2 separate regions of the Homo sapiens genome follow, and region 2 is linked to region 1. The links are chromatin contacts, found by Hi-C or POLR2A ChIA-PET in ENCODE. All regions are on one chromosome and are shown on one strand. Each heading gives the region's core, a stretch centred on a gene start or an enhancer-like site at or near the end of the contact. The rest is flanking DNA. Distances are from core to core; before and after follow the strand shown. Region 1 holds the start of CHST3 (carbohydrate sulfotransferase 3). Region 2 overlaps MCU (mitochondrial calcium uniporter).

Region 1 (2,700 bases), core at 128-2,627:
CTTAAGTTTATCCACATTTCTCGTGACCTTCCCCATGCTGCCTGTTGGGCTGTAAGCAAGTCTGGTGACCTTGCTGTAGCACCTAGATAAGGGTCCAGGAATGCAGCTTCGGAGTATTCAGGGTAAGGGTCAGCTGCATTGTGTGTGGGGCGGGGGGTTCCTGGGGCAACTTGTCCCTAACAGGGTCAGGATTAGTTCTATCTGGTTCTCTATTTGCTGTCCATCTGTAAATGCTGAGAATGGCAGAGGGAGGCCAAGTGTAGATAATCAGGTTTTAGCTTTTTTGGATTTTCCTACTTCTCCTGTACAGGAAATAACTTATTGTCTAAACCCCATACTATCCCATTAAATGTCAGGAGTGCTGTCTTAGGCCTGAATTAGCTCATGACGTTACGTACTGGAAGTCCCAGGAGGAATGCCCAGCAAGTGGAATCCAAGACGTTCTCGCCTTCTCGGGGACAGGGCCATCACCAGGATTCGGAAAGGAACAGGGAGGTTCGGTTTGTGTTCCAGTTCTGAGCCCTTTACCTCATCCCTCGAGAAGCTGGCCTTTGCACCCCGCAGCCGGTGCTGCCCAGCCGACCACGCCATGCACGGGAGGCGACTGGGACCCCACTTGCCTGGCAGCCCGGCCGGAGACCCAGCTGCCTGGGAGGGTCCGAAGATAATGCCAGGCAGCCCTGGCGGGCCGGGAAGACCCTCTGTCCCTCCCGTTTCCCAGTTCTTGAATTAGGGGAGCCTTGGACTGGCTGGCGGCGCAGGAAAGTGCAGGAGGGCGGATGTGGGACCTGCTGCCGCCCAGGGAGACGGTGCTCTGTTCTTTGGAACCAGGGAAACCGTCCTCCAGCCCACTTGCCCCAGGGGGGAGCAGGAAGATCCTCTCCGGGCAGAGATGATGGGGAACCCGTGCAGCCAGAGGGTCTCCCTGGCAAAGGTCGGGGGAGGGGGCGGCCGTAACGGCCCCGGGCGCTCCGGCACGGAGAAGCCAAGGGGGTTCTCCAAGCAGCCTCCACCCACCAGCCTCGCCAGGAGAGCGTGGATACCCGAGCGGCCCCAAGCGAGTCCCCGGGGACTGGAGGGCCGAGGGGCAGCGCCCGGAACAAAGGCCCGCAGAGGGGTCCTGGAGACAGCGGCTCCCCGGGGGCGGCTCCCCTCTCTCCCCTCTCTCCCCTCCTCTCCTCTCCCGCCAGCTCCTCCTTCTCCTCCCCTTCCTCCCCCAGAGGCCCGGCCGGCTCGCGGCCCGAGCAGCGCCAACTTCGCCAACGGTTCCCAAGTTGCCGGGCGCGCAGGGGTGGGAGCTGGGTGGGGTGAGGAAGAGGAGGAGGAGGAGGAGAAGGGCTCCCGGACGCCTTGGACGCGGTTCAGGAATCCGCCGCCGCTAGCCGGCTCGGGCCTGAGCGGGGAGGGCGCCAGGCAGGACCTCTCGCAGGCTCGCTGCGCAGGACGGCGCCCGCCTGGCGCCGCTTCCCTTCCAGCGTGCCGACCGGCCCCGCAGCGCCTCCATCCCTCCGGCCCGCCCCGGAGAAGACGCACAGCTCGGGCCGCGCGGGCGCCGGGGCCGCGGAACCGCTTCTGCCGGGATCTTCCAGGAGGAAAGCGAAGTTGCGAGCGGATGCTGCCCGCGCCGGACCCCAGCCGCGGAGGGTCGGGGCCGCCGGTGGAGTCTCGGCGGCCGGGGTAAGTGGGGCGCCGGCGTCCTGGAACCGCCGCCCAGCCCGGGGGAGGCCGCCCAGCCGGGAGCCCCCGCCTTCCGCGTCCAGGCGCGCGCGCCAGACTTTGGAGGGAGAAGGGGGCGAAGCGGACGGTGGGAGGTGGAGTTCCCAGCTCGGGGAAAAGCCCAGGCAGGCACCCACAACCCGCTGCAACCGGATCACACCTGCCAGGTACACACAGCTCATCGCCACTCATACCCCGCACACGGCGCAGGCTGATCTGCGCACACCCACACCGGCCAGGCACATGCCACACACCGAAATGCACATTCCTGGGAGCGCGGGGGATTTGGCCTCTACAGCAGGCACGTCCTCACACCCCTCCGTCACATCCACGGCCTTTGTCTGCTGCCCCCGCAGCCCCCAAGGAGAGGGAGCCCCCAAAGCGCAGCGGGCAGGAGAGAGGCTGCCTGGGTTTTGAAAACTTGTGGCCAGAACCCCGAGACCAAGGGGAGCAGATGTTGCAGTCGGTTCTCGGAGTTCTGCAGGAGCGAATTTGGTGTGGAAACTCGGTGTCTGGGTGATGTGTGAGTGTGCGAAGCCCTTCCGGAGGCGAGGCCCGGAGAGAGGAGGGAGTGATTCATAAACTCAGAGCCGGCGTGCCAGGGTCTGTGAGCAGCGTGGAAGAGGCTGGCAGGCCGTTGCTGCGCTAGACAGAAGGGTAGTGGCCGTGACAGTCTTCCAGGGAAGCAGGGACCCTTCCCCCCAGCGGATGTGCTTCCTCCAGGGACTTCCAAGGGAACCGGGTGAGCAGATTCCAGTCCTGGGTGTGGACGGGGTAAGGGGAGGTGGGGGGATTTAAGCCTAAAAGGTTAGGGAGAAACCAAGGCAGGCCTGACGCCTTCATTATTTTCCTTGCACCTGAAGTTGTGTTTGGTTTCTGATGCGTGGTGTTGCTGGGCCCCAGGATGTACGGGGGATTGTCCTGGGCCTAGCATAGTGCCTGGCACAGTGGGCACTCAGTCAGTACTTGCTTGATGAATAATGA
Region 2 (2,850 bases), core at 132-2,631, 780 kb after region 1:
ATTTGGAATTATTTTTAGCACAACTGGAATCTCGTTAAATTGTATTGCATCAAATAGGATTTTAAAAATCCTGTATTGGGAATTGGAAAAGCTATAAAAGTCAGACTATATATGTGCTTTTTTTCCTTTGAATTCCAGCTTTAAAATGTTAACTTTAGTTCTAGGTGAATTCAGCATTTTAATGGTCTTCCTGGGAGTAGTCTTTCAGGCCTTTTTTGTTTATGAAACAGAGAAACATTTTTCGTTTTAAAGAAAGCCAACTTCTTATGTTCCCAAAGTCTGACTTTTTCCAGGGGTACCGCTTTAGGGGTATGTGATTATTCAGCCTCTTTCCTCTAAAAGTAGGCTTGGTATATGAAGTTAGCCAATGAAGAACATTAAGATTTTTTTTTTTTTTTTGAGACCAGGCTGGCATTCAGTGGTGCGATCTCAGCTCACTGCAACCTCCGCCTCCTGAGTTCCAGTGATTGTCTTGCCTTAGCCTCCCGAGTAGCTGGGATTACAGGTGCACACCACCATGCCTGGCTAATTTTTGTATTTTTGGTAGAGACAGGGTTTCACCCTGTTTGCCAGCTGGTCTTGAACTCCTGACCTCAAGTGATCTGCCTGCCTCAGCCTCCCAAAGTGCAGGGATTACAGGTGTGAGCCACCGTGCCCAGCTGAAAATTAAGATTTTTATTCTCTTCTCTTATGATCCCATCAATCATTGTCTTTTCTCCTCGATGTGTGTTGGTTAGTAGCTGTCTTGCCTACTGTTCTGTGGCCAACTGTAAAAAGAGTGCCATCACCGGGCACGGTGGCTCACGCCTGTAATCCCAGCACTTTGGGAGGCTGCGGTGGGCGGATCACAAGGTCAGGAGATGGAGACCATCTGGCCAACATGATGAAACCTCGTCTCTGCTAAAATATAAAAAATTAGCCGGGCATGGTGGTGTGCACCTGTAGTCCCAGCTACTCAGGAGGCTGAGGCAGGGGAATTGCTTGAACCCGGGAGGCAGAGATTGCAGTGAGCCAAGATCACACCACTGCACTCCAGCCTGACAACAGAGTGAGACTCTGTCTCAAAAAAAAAAAAAAAGGGTGTTATCTTCATGATTTTCTCACTTCTGGTGTGAACCTGACTCTTCCATTATCTCAGGATGGGAAGCTCCATAATTTGTTAATAGTGAAATGACTAGAATATACTATTAGAAATGGTTTTCCAAAATCAAACTTATTTATCAGTTTTGTTGGAATGTCTTGAACAATGAAGCTTCAGAATTGTGATTTTTATTTCTATATTTCTTTCTGACTTCTCACTTGTATTCCTATTTATATTTTGCATGTTTGTTTTCCTGATTTCTGATTTGGATTCCAGTGAGGTCGTAAGAGCTAATGTAGTACAAGGGTTGAGTTCAAACCAGCAGGTGCTATGAGTCATTTGCTCCTTTGCTGGGGCAGCCAGTGTGCTGCTGTTAAGTGTGGCTGTGTCTCAGTGAGCTCTCAGGAAAGATCCATTTAATCCAATTGTGACAGAGGGGAGATGAGAGCATGGTTCTGAGAGAAAAAGTTTACAATCTCATAGGCAAAGACTTCTTGGATACATAAAAGGATTCTAACTGTGTTTAACGTAATATAGGCTTTTCCATTGTATTTTAATAGTTATCAACAATATATTAATATTTACTTAGTCATGCATTTATTTATATATTTAATTGTAAACACAATTAACAATCTTTTTTTCTCAGATACAATAGTTAATGAGTTTATAATTGAGTTCTTGAGAGAATAGCGTTTTCTTTTTCTTTTTTTTTTTTTTTTTGTGTGACGGAGTCTCACTCTGTCCCCCAGCCTGGAGTGCAGTGGCACGATCTCGGCCTACTTCAGCCTCTGCCTCCTGGGTTCAAGTGATTCCCCTGCCTCAGCCTCCCAAGTAGCTAGGATTACAGGCGCCCACCACCACACCCGGCTAATTTTTTGTATTTTTAATAGAGGTGGGGTTTCACCATGTTGGCCAGGCCGGTCTCAAACTCCTGACCTCAGGTGATCCGCCCGCCTTGGCCTTCCAAAGTGCTGGGATTAAAGGCGTGAGCCACCGTGCCTGGCGAGAGTAGCATTTTCTTGACCATAACTAAATACAGATTTCAATAAGCATAAGCAAATTATGTCAAAAATATGTCCAGTTTACTGGCATTTACTGAAAAGGATAAACATAGAGAGACAGTCTTCTTTTGACAGTAGAAGATATTTCCATGCCAGGTAAAGTGAGAGGCATCTTAACAGTGAGAAGAGTGTCCATGTTCCCTGTGGTCAGTGGCCACCAGTGTTGACATTTCCTGTGTTATGCTGCCAAGTTGATGATGGCTTGTAGGTTATGTGTATCTAAAACTTCTGTCTGATTAGTCTTCTTATCCTTTTCTGTGTATAGTCATGCACTGCAAAACGACATTGGAGACTGGGCCTGGTGGCTCACGCCGGTAATCCCAGCACTTTGGGAGGCCGAGGCGGGTGGATCACGACATCAGGAGATCGAGACCATCCTGGCTAAGACGGTGAAACCCTGTCTCTACTAAAAATACCAAAAATTAGTCGGGCATGGTGGCGGGCGCCTGTAGTCCCAGCTACTGGGGAGGCTGAGGCAGGAGAATGGCGTGAACCCGGGAGGCGGAGCTTGTAGTGAGCCGAGATCACTGCCCTCCAGCCTGGGCGACAGAGCAAGACTCCGTCTCAAAAAAAAAAAAAAAAAAAAAAACAAAAACGACATTGCAGTCAACCATAACCTGCATATATGGATGGTCCCATAAGATTATAGTATCGTATACTGTACCTTTTCTATGTTTAGATATGCCAATATTTACCATTGTTTTACAG

What was found. A loop is a pair of places that touch in the nucleus more often than their neighbours do. ChIA-PET counts read pairs that join two places held with the same protein, here RNA polymerase II (POLR2A).
Region 2: a map of posterior vena cava shows a loop between it and region 1 (5-fold over the local background). The contact joins the enhancer-like site here to the promoter of CHST3 in region 1. A Hi-C loop is called at or near these places in 1 of 168 maps with a recorded cell type or tissue (posterior vena cava). POLR2A ChIA-PET finds 5 or more read pairs at or near these places in 1 of 52 experiments (PC-9).

The regions. Positions count from the first base shown.
Region 1 is chr10:71,963,018-71,965,717 of GRCh38, forward strand. CHST3 (carbohydrate sulfotransferase 3) reads left to right here and starts at 1,378. Exons shown (of 3, transcript NM_004273.5): 1 at 1,378-1,677.
Region 2 is chr10:72,739,315-72,742,164 of GRCh38, forward strand. The region is part of intron 1 of MCU (mitochondrial calcium uniporter); the gene reads left to right. Among named protein-coding and RNA genes, the nearest start is that of MIR4676, 20 kb to the left of the region's middle. Within about 2 kb of position 1,382, at least 6 of the 41 ENCODE cell types and tissues checked have a DNase peak (open chromatin) inside an H3K27ac peak, as active enhancers do; they include PC-9, where a contact is called at or near this core.